Linked DNA regions of Mus musculus: region 1 is linked to region 2. Evidence: chromatin contacts called from ENCODE Hi-C or POLR2A ChIA-PET data. All regions are on one chromosome and are shown on one strand. Each heading gives the region's core, a stretch centred on a gene start or an enhancer-like site at or near the end of the contact. The rest is flanking DNA. Distances are from core to core; before and after follow the strand shown.

Evidence for each region. Hi-C counts contacts between places; a loop is a spot of excess contacts on that map. ChIA-PET counts read pairs that join two places held with the same protein, here RNA polymerase II (POLR2A).
Region 1: a map of T-helper 17 cell shows a loop between it and region 2 (2.0-fold over the local background). The contact joins two enhancer-like sites. A Hi-C loop is called at or near these places in 10 of 37 maps with a recorded cell type or tissue (CH12.LX, T-helper 17 cell, gastrocnemius and 3 more). POLR2A ChIA-PET finds 5 or more read pairs at or near these places in 4 of 5 experiments (Patski and embryonic stem cell).

What each region holds. Positions count from the first base shown.
Region 1 is chr10:93,421,241-93,428,549 of GRCm38, reverse strand. No RefSeq gene overlaps it. Among named protein-coding and RNA genes, the nearest start is that of Gm40742, 6.1 kb to the left of the region's middle. Within about 2 kb of position 4,334, at least 1 of the 3 ENCODE cell types and tissues checked has a DNase peak (open chromatin) inside an H3K27ac peak, as active enhancers do.
Region 2 is chr10:93,356,109-93,363,133 of GRCm38, reverse strand. No RefSeq gene overlaps it. Among named protein-coding and RNA genes, the nearest start is that of Gm17745, 23 kb to the right of the region's middle. Within about 2 kb of position 2,596, at least 1 of the 3 ENCODE cell types and tissues checked has a DNase peak (open chromatin) inside an H3K27ac peak, as active enhancers do.

The DNA.
Region 1 (7,309 bases), core at 3,085-5,584, 64 kb before region 2:
CAACTATCAACATGCAATAGAAGGACCCTTTGGTATTCTTGGGTCATTCTGGCTCCATCTTTATCTAAGCACAGATGTCAGGTTCCAAAGGAGAGGAAAGATACATTTGGTAGCAGCATAGACCACTCTCTGTGAATGCTTTGGTGCAGTGCGTAGTTCTGTTCCTTGCCGCTCATAAAAAATCTAAGGAGAAATCTAAGCTGCAAAGAACGTGGTGGAGATTCCCAATTGCTGATTTCCATTTTCTCTCCTTCCTTCCTTCCTTCCTTCCTTCCTTCCTTCCTTCCTTCCTTCCTTCCTTCCTTCCTTCCTTCCTTTCTTTCTTTTTCTCGTTCTTTCTTTTTCCCTTCCTTCCTTCCTTCCTTCCTTCCTTCCTTCCTTCCTTCCTTCCTTCCTTTCCTTCCTTCCTTCCTTCCTTTCTCTTTCTTTCTCTTTCTTTTTCCCTTCCTTCCTTCCTTCCTTCCTTCCTTCCTTCCTTCCTTTCTCTTTCTTTCTCTTTCTTTTTCCCTTCCTTTCTTTCTTTCTTCTTTCTTTCTTTCTTTCTTTCTTTCTTTCTTTCTTTCTTTCTTTCTTTCTTTCTTTCTTTCTTTCTTTCTTTCTTCCTATCATTTGGTTTTTTGAGACAGGGTTTCTCTGTGTACAACCCTGGCTATCCTAGAACCCTTTTTGTAGACCAGGCTGACCTCAGAAAACTCTCAGATACTATGAAGGAAACTAGGAAATATAGGCTGGTTTTGCACAACCACGGGCCCTATAAAAATAACGGACTTGCACTAATTAATGGAAAGACGAGCCAAGTGTGGTAGTGCATGCCTTTAATTCCAGCACTGGGGACACCGAGGCAGGCGGTACAGGATTTTCATGCAATGTGCACACATCCCTACATATAACTCCAATCATTTCTAGATATCTTACAACATCTTGCGTGGTGTAGGTGCTACTCTGTTTATGGAATGAAAGAAAAATCTCTATCTCTCAACCAACTTTTGTTGACCAATTGTGTTAATACTTAACTTAGAAAGGAACTCGAATGTGCCTGCTTGTCTGTATGCTCAGATACAGATGGCAATTCCTGGCCTCTCTGGCTGTAAGGTATGGCTTGGTGAATATAGGTTTTAGCTGTTGGGAAATAGGAAATACTAAGTCTCAAGGACAGCTCCTGTTTAATAATAACAGTAATAACAACAACAACAATAATATCCACCCACTCTTTACTTTCCCTTGGATCCACTTTTATGAACTGGGAGGTGCCATTGACAGTAGAACTCTAAACAAGCCTAAAAATGTCAGAACATCACAATGGAACCCCTCTACAGCAAGGCTGATTCACATGAAGAAAATAAATGCTTTTTTTTAACCATTTTTTTAAAAGTACTTTAAATTTTTTTGGTTTTTTGTTTTGGTTTTTTGTTTTTTGTTTTTCGAGACAGTGTTTTTCTGTGTAGCCCTGGCTGTCCTGAAACTCACTTTGTAGACTAGGCTGGCCTCAAACTCAGAAATCCACCTGCCTCTGCCTCCCAAGTGCTGGGATTAAAGGCATGCGCTACCACCGCTGGCCAAATTGTTTGTTTGTTTGTTTGTTTGTTTGTTTAATGGAGTACTTTTCTTGAGGAGATTTCTTTTCTGTGCTAGTGCACACACATGCACACCACGTGGACATGTGCACACACATGCATGAACACAGACATATGCATGTACATTCACACACTCATATACTCACACAGATGTACATTCAGGGAAGCAGGAAGGGAGAGAGGGAGGGAAGAAGGGAGAGAGGGATTGTTCTCTGTCACTCTAGAACAATGACTGATGTCTTGTGACCATGAAGGGACTATAGCTGGATCAAAGTTGACCTGTTGAATGAGACCTGAATCTTTGACTTTCAGAGCCATTATGTTGTCTAGCTTTGCATTTTATCTTACCCTAAGACCTCTTATTAACCAAGCAATAAATTTTCATATCATTTCAGGCATTTAGAGAGTCCTTCCAAGAACCTGCCTGTCTCTCTCTCTCTCTCTCTCTCTCTCTCTCTCTCTCTCTCTCTCTCTCTCTCTCTCTCTCTCTCTCTCTCTCTCTCTCTCTCCTTTCTCTCTCTCTAGTAAAGTACAACTCCTTTGTAAACATGTTCAGATTCTTACTAACTCACTTAGCTTTCCTCCCTCCTCCTCCTCTTCCTCTTTCTCCTCCTCCTCTTCTCCTTTCTCTTTCTCTTCCTCCTCTCTTTCTCCCCTTCTGCACTCTATGTTCATTGGTGCTTTGCCTGCAAGTATGTCTATGTGAGTGTATCACAAGCCCTACAAACAGGTGTGAGCCTCTATGTGGGTGCTAGGAATTGAACCCAGGTCCTCTGGGAGAGCAGTCAGTACTGAGCTATCTCTCCACCGCACACTTCTGATGCAATTCCCCCAAGACATTGGAATCTGAGGTGTCATTGCTTTCATTGATGTTAAGGGGTTTTTAGAAGGTGAGGTCTGTTGGGAAAACCTGCAGCTACTGGCCCCTGTGAGCTTCCTGCTTCAAGACTAGGCCGATCCCACTGAACTGGTGTGAAGTTGAATAGGAGGCTCAACTTTCAAGAAGTTAGACTGTAGTTAAGTTGTGTGGGGTGTCCTCTGCAGTGAAGTGGTGTGGGCCTGGAAGCACCATTTGTGTGTCAATGGCGCCCTCTAGTGTCCAAAAGGCTTCACTTGCATGACTATTTTAAGGTATGACTAGTCCTTAATACAATGCATTCTCCATGGCTTCTATGAGAGCCTCACCCTAGCCTTGCCCAGGTATGCTGCTGGGGCACTCCCTAAAGTTCCTGCTAACTGGCTTGTGAAGCCAGAAAGCTCTTTAGATGATCTTGAAATGAAAGCATGTCTACACCAGGAAGCAAGGGCAAACAAGCCCCCTTGCTTTCTTCTCCTTTTGTGCCTGTGTTCTATGGAAGGGCCAGGCAACAGTGAGCCTCCCTTTACTTCCTGCCAGCAGCTGCCTCCTACTTTTGGACTCATCTCAGATCACTCACAACAGCCAATTTACCTCCTCACTCTTCCCGAAGCATCTCTGGGAAGCAATATTAAAACCAGCGGGCCTCTCATCATCCCACTACCATGCCCTGTGACTCCAAATGTCCCCCTGAGACAGTAACTCCTTCACACATGGCTGTTTAGCCCTTCCTTGAAGGATGGATTCACACATGCTGCCACATAGGCACAGACACGCCGGCTCACATGTGCACCCATACACACACCTTCTACAACCTGGTTGAAAACAGGATGCACGGTGAGACCCTGCAGCACCCACTGTTTAGCATTATTAAGCCAGGAAAGGTGGCTCATGCCTGCAATCCCAGCATACTGGAGGCTGAGTCAGGAGTATTACCACAAATTTGAGGCCATCCTGGGCTATGTAGAGAGTCTGCGGTCAGCCTGGACTTCTGGGTATAAGTTTGTGTCCCCCCCACCCCACACACACACAAATAAAGTTAAAAATTTACAAACTAAGATGGTAGTAGCATTATACTGGTTGGCTCCTCATCTCTCCAGGACACACTCAACCTGCAGCCGGTGGACTGCATGATGCCGAGGGAAACTGTGAACATCACTCAACAAAAATACACTTAAAACATTATGAGACTCTCCCTCCCCCGCTCCCCCCTCCCCCTGATTTTTTAAAACCTCAAGTATGTATTTATCAAAAATAAACTTTTGGGGTGACATCTTCATATCAGTGTCAAAGGGTTAAACACACACTCTCCTTCAAGCCTCCCCCAACCAAGATTCCTCGTCTTTATTCAGAGCACCCCAACTCTGTCCTTGTGCGTTGGCGTTAAGGTTTGCAGCTGCTTGGTGAGGATGCATTTATTCAGAGTTCCCATGTGAGTGCTGCATCTTCAGAGATACCCAAGCAAAGTGTCCACAGGCCTCGGCAGAGTGGACAGCAGCTTTCACCTCCTGGAGCATGGATCTGCTAAGAGAGGTTTAGGATAACTGTGTGTGTGATGTGCGTGAGAGATAGATGTGTGTCTCTCCCTTCTCTGCTCCTTCCAGAGCTTCACCGCGTCCTAAAGAGACTGCGCACGGCGGAAACTAGAAGAGGAAGCTCTGTTTTTCTTGTTGTTGGAGTCAGGTGGATGCAGATCAAACCCCATCATGGACAATCCCCACCCTGGGCACCAAGCCCATAGATCATAAAATATCAGGGCTGTCACACTCGTGTGATTGACTGTGGGTGAAACACCAAGAATAGTGTCTGGCACCTTATACATGACACCTAGGACCAGATCCTACCTCTTGTATCTCCCACCATGAGGCCTGCACTATTGTCAGGGGTCTGCTCGATGAAGGATGAGACCATTCAGCTCTGAGCAGCCCGGGCAGCTCCAGCTGTCCCCGGCAGGCTGCCCTCTTGGCTTGTTCTTTTTTCAATATATCCCATGCAAAGCATCTCCATGGTTGAAGTCCAAATTTTGAACAAAGCAGGGTTAGCCTTTCAAGCTTGTTCTTAGCCCAGAAGCTGCTGGCTTTGTGATGATCCGGGTTGGCAGGAAAGACATCAGGAAGCGGAAACCAATGGGATAATAGTTGCTTTAAGCAGGGCCCTGCAGGAAGTAATGGTGGTCTCTGAAAATGTGGTTGTACCAGATTTTATACACAACAAGGAAAGTCGGTTCCTGCTGTTAAAAGAAAGCCAAAAGTTCCTTTAAGAAGAAATTGACTCCATCTGCAAGGCAGGAAATCTCAAGGCACTCGGTGGACAGGGAGAGAGATGGGCACCTCCCCACAGTGACTCATTGGTTTCTCCTGAACCCAGAAACTCAAGGCCAATTAAGAGTGGGTTTTTGACATATCTCTTACTATATCCCCCAAGAATGTGTCCTAGGAGAAACTTCACACCCTACAGCATAGCCTCTCATGCTTGCCATTGTAGACAGCCCAGTGGCCTCTGCACAGTCCCTTGCAAGTTCTGTCTGATACACAGTGTGCCCTCCTACATTAGGGGACTCTGTCACCCTCGTGACCGTCTTTCTGGAGTTCTTCGGTTGCACAGCCTTCAATGTTATGAACCAACAGGAGATGTGTGTTGATTTCATCCCAGGGTTAGAGGTTCCCTGCCCCTCACTTCAGACCCTCATGACCTACATCCGTCATTTATGAAGACACCAGGCACACACTGTTGGGGGCTGGCTGGCTTAATGGTCGAAGAGTTTTCTTGGGAGGCAATGGAACATGAGAAAGAGGAAGGTGATGGGAAGTTCTGCTGAGCTAACTTGTTCACTTAGAGATGATTAATTGTTTGTGGGTTTCATCTCCGTGAAATTACTCTCCCTTGCCACATACTGGCCCCATCACAGACAAACAGGTTCAGGGAAATAAACACTCTACACGGAGGAATGAGGAAATGACATGAAATACTCGAGCTTGGGTTTGTTTTCTCACAGACCCCAGTGTAGAGAGACCAAGGGGGCTGAAGGGCACACAAGCTGAGCTGTTCACCAGGTGAACTAGTCTGCACCCCGTGGGCTGTGTAGACTTTGGCCATGCTGTGTAGACTTCGGCCATGCTTCGTCAGTGAGTCACTGGGCTGCCACGGAGCTAAAGGGGCTTGAAGGCTTAATTGTTACAACACAACATGACTTCTTTTTGTGAGGGCTCCCTTGGCTGGTTTGGCAACAATTAGCTACTCAGATTGTCAGCATAAAGTGTCTTGGGGAGGCACCCGTTGTCTCCCTGTCCAGTGAGTGACTTGAGATGACTTGACTCCAGCCTTACAGCTGGAGTGGACGGCTCAGCGCTAGGACAGAGCACAGAATCAGCACTGCCAATGAGAAAGAAAATAATGTAAAGAGCAGCTCCAATAGCGAGGTCCCCAGAGTTAATTGTATATCTTACAGGGAAAGGCATTCGATTGGGATCCCATTCACGTCCACCCTTCATAGAAGTTTCTGGAAGCATCTATACTCCGATTAGGGTTGTCAGAGAAAAGGTAGGATGTCCTGTTAAAGTTGAACTTCAGATGAAGGATAAATACATCAAAATTAGTTTTTCTTAGTTTTTTGTTCCTGGGCATGGGTATTTTGTCTGCATGCATGTCTGGTGCCGAAGGAGGCCAGAAGAAAAGTGTCAGATCGCCTGGGACTGGAGTTATAGATGGTTATAAGTAGCCTTATGGAGGCCCAGGTCTTTTGGAGGAGCAGCCAGTGCTCTTAACCATGTAACAATCTTCGCCACCCAATGGTCTGGCTTTTATATTGACAAGATGACATATTTTTATGGCATTTGGCAAGATGTTTTGCAATAAGTATGCATAGTGAATGGGTGAGTCCAGCTAACAGTTGAGTCAGTCCACATAGCTGTCTCTGTGTTAAGAATGCTTGCAGTCCACTCTGAGTCCTTTGAAGTGCACAGCACACCGGTGATCATCGCGATTAGTCACCACATTGCACAATAGATCTTGAACACACATCCTGCCTGTTTGACTGAAATGTGCGCATTGAACTACAGCACCTCAGATCCAGCCCCCATGCCGACACTCTGCCTTAGAGAGTTCAACTTTTATTTTAAATTTACTTATTTATTTTCTGTTTACGTGTGGGTGCTATGCCTTCGTGTCTGTCTGTGTCTCAACCATGTGCGTGATGAGTGCCCGAGGAGGCCAGAAGGGGGCGCCAGATGCCCTGGAACTGGAGTCACAGATACAAAGGTGTGAGCTGCCGTGTGGGTGCTGGGAATAGAACCCTAGTCCTCTGGAAGAGCAGCCAGTGCTCCTAAACATAGGATCCTCTCTCCAGTCCTGACTTCTTTCTTTAAAATTATTTATTTATTCTCTCTTCTCTGTTCTTTCCCTCTCTCTGGCTTTCTGTCTTCGTCTCCGTGTCGTCTGCGTGTCGTCTGCGTGTCGTCTGCGTGTCGTCTGGGTGTCTGCGTCTCTCCGTCTCTCCGTCTCTCCGTCTCTCCGTCTCTCCGTCTCTCCGTCTCTCCCTCTCCCCCTCCCCCTCCCCTCCCCCTCCCCCTCCCCCTCCCCCTCCCCCTCTCTCTGTGTTAGTATCAGTGCAGGTCATAGTTCAAGTATAGAGGTCAGATGACAACTTCCAGGAGTGGGTTCTTTCCACTTTGTTTTTGAGACACGGTCAGTCTCTTGTTTTCACCACTGTCCAGGAATTTCTGGCCCACTCTCCCGTCTCCATCACTCATCCCTTGAGTTTGGATGGGTGCGGGCATCCAAACTCAACTCCTCACGCTTGTGCAGCCAACATTTGCTGACAGACCCATCTCCTCAGCCCAGAGTAGAAGCCTTTTGCTGTAACCCTCCTGGAAGCGGTGAA
Region 2 (7,025 bases), core at 1,347-3,846:
TCATGGAGAAGAGCAGTTCTCAACCTGTGGGTCAAGACCCCATTGGAGTTGAACTACTCTTTCACAGGGGTCAGATAGATATATCTTATGATTCATAACTGTAGCAAAATTACAGTTATGAAGTGGCAACGGAAATAACTTTATGGTGGTGGGGGTGGGGGTGGGGGTGGGGTCACCACAACAGGATGGACTGTATTACAGGGTCGAAACATTAGAAAGGTTGAGGACCACTGATATAGAAGATGTCAGCCATTGGGATGAAGAGGAAACAGGAAGGCAAGTTTGAAATGACTGTGGGGACCATAGAGAGTGTCTTCTCCTCCTAGAAGACTCTCCTGGAGGCCAGGCAGGAACGTAAACATGCAAAGTAGCCAGGACCATGTACAGCTGCTGTTTTAACTGCTGTCCATTAGGAAGAAAGTCTTCCCTGTGTGTAAGCATGAAGTACTTGAAACCCATGTAGAACCCTGTCTTTCCATGTGGCAGTTTGAAAGCTCAAAATTTTATACCAAAGTCTAATCTAACACAAACCATGAGGTCTGTCAATGGGGTTATCCTACTAATAACCTTCTGTCCATCTTCTTTCCCATCTGTCCATTCAACACTATTTTTATTACACATACACAGTATCGCACCTATTAATTACATATGCAGTATTACACCTATTCTCCTGTTTCTACTATTTCTTTCTTCAATTTACTTGTTATTTATTTTATTATAAAAATGAATGGGTGAAGATGGAGTTCCCACCATGCATTGGGCTTTGGGTTAAGCACTGTTCATATTATGTCCATATCTCATTTAATCTTCACGAGTACCCTTATCAGCCAGGTGCTGTGAGTAGCCTAGACATGAAAACTATGAAGCACAGAAAGGTTAGGTTGTTTGCTCAATATCACACAGCGAGGAAATGGAGGAGCTGGGAATTGAACCCTAGTGTATCTGTTTTGTTCCTAGACGTTGGATTCCCAAAACCGCTACCTTCTACTACTCACTCTACTTATTGGCTGACATAGTAAGGAATAAACAGGACTCTTTTGTCCTGGTCCTCAGAGCAGGCGTTGACATCCTTGAGGCACACAGCTACCTCCTTTCTCTGTCTGACTCTGCTGCTTTTGGCTGAACACCATGGCAACCCGAGGTAACCTCCGGCCTTCTGGCCCACATTCTTGCCATGCTTGCCAGACCACTATGTCTCAGTTATACAGATTACATCATTATCCCGGTCTTGAGCGGAGAAGTCAGAATACCTTCCCTTTATGTGTAAACCTTTCCGTTTGTCTGTCTGTCAACACGAGCTTTTCTTTCACTTTCTTGCACCTCTTCTCCATTCAGGTCTGCTGTAACTTCCCATGTTTCTTCTGGAGCCTGCTTTCCCTTTGGACTTGGAAAACCCAAGGCCACCTTGGACTTGACAACCATGCCACCCCCCAGCCCCATTCACTTGGTCCTCCAGCCCATATCTGAAGATATTCTTCCTTTTCTCTGGGATACAGGATCCCCTTTCTGAGATTGCCTGCTTATTGAGAAATTGGAAATATTCTCTATTCATAGACGCAGTGACCATCTCTTTTCTTGTCCTTCCTTCTCAAAGATCTAACCCTCTTCCTGGCAGGCTTGGTCTAGTGACATCCGATCAGGCTCACACAGGCAACAGAAGAAGAGCAGTGTGCTGGATTATTGTGCCGGATTACTACATGCTCGGGGCAAGGAGTGGGATGCCTTCTGGGTACCACTTTGCAGATCCTCTCTGAGTGATGGGTGGTTATTTCTTCCTCAGCTCTCCAGTGTTCTGTTCCTCTCCTCTGGTAGGAAAAAGCTTATGTTCTCAAAAAAGTTCCTTTCCATGCCAAAGAGCCCTTCTCAGCCGCTCTGTTCCACTTCTAAACTGAGGACAACTGCCTCGGTGGGAAGGGAAGCAACCAGGAGACCAAGACTGAGGACAGGACTCTGAGGTCTAGCTATATGCTTTGAGCAGTCACCCTGAGCCAGAAGTTCCCATGTTAAATGTGAGAGACAATTCAACATTGCAACGTAAAGTGACTTAGACTCTAGTCTTGGATCTCTAGTCTCTAAGCCCATGCCACAAAGTCTTCCCAACCTTGACTCCTAAGGGGTGGATGCTAAAATGTACAAACAAGTCGGTTTCTGAATTGAAGCAGCTTTAGTGAGAAGGTGGAGGTCGAGGTGTGGGACTGCCTGGCTGTCCCCTCCCTCCTCGGGGACAGTCTCAAGTATCTCAACCTTCAAAGCACAATGCAAATGCCATTTCAACACCTCACTTCCACCTCCCACTCAGGCACCACTTTTAACTCCCTTCTATATAGAAATTCTAAAATCCCACTAGACTGGGGCCTGTTACAGTGTAACTGAGCAGTTTAAAAGTCAACTGATGCATTACTAACAAGTGTATAGGAAACAAGTGAAATGCCACATTCTTAACAAGTATATAGGAAACAAGTGAAATGCCACATTCTTAACAAGTGTATAGGAAACATTTACATAAACAGTATCCTTTCAAGCATTCCAAATGCCCTCTGTGATTGTAGGTTTTAAATGTCAACTGGCCCCAAACCAGAAAGCTCTCAGAAGAATATCTCTGTTGAGGAGTGATCTAGAACAGGTTGGCCTGTGAGCATTTCTGGAGGCGGGAGGATTGTTTTTGAATGTTGACAGAGGTGGGAAGACCGAGCCTGAATATGGGAGGGGCAATTTCACAGGCTGGACCTGTGTTAAGAGCAAGGAAAGCAGGCGGGGCGTGGTGGCACATGCCTTTAATCCCAGCACTTGGGAGGCAGAGGCAGGTGAATTTATGAGTTCAAGGCCAGCCTGGTCTACAGAGTGAGTTCCAGGACAGCCAGGGCTACACAGAGAAACTCTGTCTCAAAGAACAAAACAAAACAAAACAGAGCAAGGAAAGCTAGCTGAGCAGAAGCAACAGCATTAGGCAGCGTGGGTGCGTTCTTTTCTTATTGCTCAGCTGTGGATGTGATGTGACAACTGCTTCACTCCTGCCTTAACTTCCCCTAAACTAAACAAAGCCCTGAATCCCCTAAGTTGCTCTTGATTAGTTTTTTTTTTATTATAGCAACAGAAAATGAAACAAAGATAACCTCTTTCCAAATGTGTATGTGTATATAGCATTTATAATGGTTCTCAGTAGGTTTTTATTTGTTTCTTGAGCTTTCTTCACAGCGGGAAGAGATACATTCCTATATGCCAAAGTCAAAGGTTAAGTTTGAGTAAGGACTGGATATGAGCGAGGGCACTTTTGACTTCAAGAGACAGTAAACCTGACAGAGCGATCGAGCCATATGGATGGCTCCCATCGATTTCAGAGTCCAGAGTTGATTTACAGATTGCAAAATGTCACCATGGACATAAAGCTTCCTATTTTCTCAGCCACCTTCTTCATGCTGGCCTTCTCCTTGTATGTTTTACCTCGTGCCTCTAATATATGATTGCCCTAGATATAGAGCCTCTCATGCAAAGAACCCAGTGAGAAGGAAAACGAAACAAAAAAGACACCAACCCTCTCTTTCCCCATAGACTTGCTCAGCCAGAAGGGAAATCCTCAGGGGAGCCCTTTACAAACCTTGCGTTGTTTTTGCTAGTGTAGCACTAGATGTGTTTTACCTCTAGTCCAATCATAAGCAAAGGAGTCAGAGGTATTGCAGCCCTAGGTGGCTAATGGGTAGATAACAGCATCAGCCACAACAGTGTGATCACAATGCAGGTTTATATAGAGCAAAGACTGGGATTAGTGGAAACATACAGCCTTCGAATGTAGACTAGAGGGATGTTTTATTCATGAGCTAGGAAATCAAACAGAAATGCATGGAGATGTGCTTAGAAGGCATATGTAGCTCAGTTGGCAGTCCCTGGGCATGTTTATGAGCCACTTTGAGCAAGTGAGACTTTCAATCACAAAAACAAAGAAATTGACCATTGATGGCTAGATCATATGCAGAGTCCTCTAGAGAGCAGAATTACCATGATTGCAATGGTGGAACGGTAAGGGCATCTGCTTGGTGTCCATTCTTTGGGGGAGGGGGGCCTCTACCTGACTCCTCCTTTTGCCCAAATGAAGCTCTGTTTTTGCCGATCCCATGACTTCAAATGTGTAGCTTCTAGACTGGGCCTGTCATCCTCCTCTGGCCCAACGGATTCTCTCTTCAAAGCATGTGAGTGGAAACAGACAAATGCAATCCAATTTCATCTTCAGCCACACTTACACGAAGAATCCTTAGAAGTTCCTGTTATTGAGGCTCTGAATTTGCAGCCATTCCTGGAACTTACATTTTCAACTTTTTTTCCACTCATTGATTTAACCTGTATATCTTTCTGAGAATGCTTGGTAAACATGGCACTATTGGAATTTCTGCAGATAGAAGAACAAAGGAGAAGAAGGAGGAGGAAGAGGAAGAGGGAAAAGAGGAGAAAGAGGAGGAGGAAGAGGAGGAGGAAAAAAAGAAGAAGGAGAAGAGGAACGTCCCAGTGGAGTACACAGTCTAACGAGGGAAACTTTGATGATAAAAATGTCAATAAACTAATTACAGGCAACAGAACTACTACAGGACAATGGGCATGGTGGAAAGATGGAGCCCAGCTGGGCAGGCCTCCAGACAGAACAGTCAGGGAGAGCTCTAAGCTAGCCTGGCTCCAGCAACCTTCCTGTCTTAGTTTTTCCATTTCTGTGAAAAGACACCATGACTCTTATAAGGGACAACATTTAACTGGGGCTGGCTTACAGGTTGAGAGATGCTGTCTGTTATCATCATGGCAGGAAGCATGGCGGCATCCAGGCAAGCATAGCAATATCTGAGAGTTCTACATCTTGATCTAAAGGCAGACAAGACTAGCCTCCAGGCAGCTAGGAGGAGAGCCTCCAAGCCCACCTCTACAATGACACACTTTCTCCAACAAGGGCACACCTCCTAATAGTGCTACTCCCTGGACCAAGCATATTCAAACCACCATGCTTTCCTTCTTACTTTTTAAAGCCAAGGCCAGTTTCTTTTGCGTGCAACTCAACCCTCTTAACAGTCGCATCGGACAAAAGAGAATCATCAAGAAACAATGGCCTCCAAACCACAAGCCTTTCTTATTCCACATCCACACACCCAATCTCTTGATCACCAGTGTGATTTGCCCATGTCTTAGACAGGGTTTCTATTGCTGGGATGAAAAAGCGTGACCAAAAAGGAAAGTTGAGGAGTTAAGAGTTTATTTGGCTTACACTTTCACATTGCTATTCATCACTGAAGGAAGTCAGAACAGGAAGTCCAAACAGGGCAGGGACCTGGAGGCAGGAGCTGATGCAGAAGCCATGGAGGAGTGCTGATTACTAGCTTGCTCATCGTGGCTTGCTCAGCCTGTTTTATTATAGAACCCAGGACCACCAGCCCAGGGACGGCCCCACCCACAACAGTCTGGGCCCTCCCAGACTGATCACTAATTGAGAAAATGCTTTACAGCTAGATCTGAAGGTATTTCCTCAACTGAGGTCTCCTTCTCTCTGACACAAGACTAGCTTGCGTCAAGTTGACACACAAAGCCAGCCAGTATAACCAAGAACCCTGAGAACATATTAATAGACCTGGGCCACCGATCTAAGGGAAAGGTGTACTGGGATAAAGATGGGAGTTGTCTGCCTTGTCATGGCCGACTAACGACAGAGCTTTCCCGTATAAATCTGACTTGTCTGAGGCAGAGCAGCATGAGTCAGTTCTTCCAAGGCTCTGATGTCATCCCTGGATGAGATGATAGCTCCAGACAGACACAGCTGACCAGCCAGAGCTTGTGCGAGGCAGTGTAGCAAGGTGCCACCTCCTGGAACAGCTGCCCTGGGGAGTCTGCATATCTTACCCATCATCTTTTAATTCTGGGAGCTAAATATGAAGTCATATAAACCTCATCACAGTAAGAAGGAAAAACTAGACCCAAGGTGTGGCCCACAGGCCTGGCTAGAGGTTACACAACCTTTTCGCATTTGGTACCTGCCTGAGACTCAGATGGGCAACTCAGACCCAGCCTGGGTGAAGAGCCTGTGTATTTTCATTTGGGGGGCCTTGACAATGAGCCCAGCTATTGTCGTGGGACAAAACACTTTTTTTTTTCTTTTTTTCTTGAGACAGGGTTTCTCTGTGTAGCCCTGGCTGTCCTGGAACTCACTCTGTAGACCAGGGTGGCCTCGAACTCAGAGATCCACTTGCCTCTCCCTCCCAAGTGCTGGGATTAAAGGCGTGCACCACCACTACCCGGCTGGGACAAAACACTTTAAGATAAAATGTTTTGTTAGTTTAAACCCATGATGGCCAGTACGTTGCACTCTGGAATAGATGGGGCAGGAAAGACAGGTTTGAATGGAATGGCAAGGATCTTGGTGTCTTGTAATAGAATGTGGACTTGTTCTTGGGAACTGGGTGGTACAGAGGATCTCAAAGCAAAGGAAGTTAGGTGATCTGAGCCTGGATTTGGTGGTGGAGAGAAACTGTTGGTGGAATCAAAGCAGAATCAGAAGGTCTAAAATGAACCAGGTAAGAAATGACAAGAGCTCTATTCGTGAATAGATTAAGGTAGGCATCCTGGCAGAACAAGGACAAGGACAAGGACAAGGACCTACTCTGTGGGTGGTCAGATAGATGAGAACAGGGGAAACCAGAGAAGCACAGTGTGGGTGATAAGAACTGAGGAATCGGGTGACGGATGCAGGGTTAGCCTATGCTAGTCCCCAGAAGCCTATGCTAGTCCTGAGCATTGGTAGACTGTCTACCTAGATCTGTGACTCTGAACTTACTCCGCAGAACCGGAAGAGAAGGAGACGGTGCTTCCCCCCGCTCTCCTGAGAACAAGTGGTGGAACTGAAAGCTGCACAACAGAAAATGAGAAATTCATCATTGTGGGGATGACCGATGGGGCAGAGCAGGGGGAGACAGGAGGCAGTAAGAATGACAGAAGGGCTCATAAAAGAAAGCGAGAACTAGACACGGGCAAGAGAAGCCACACAGGATGAAGGAAGGTGT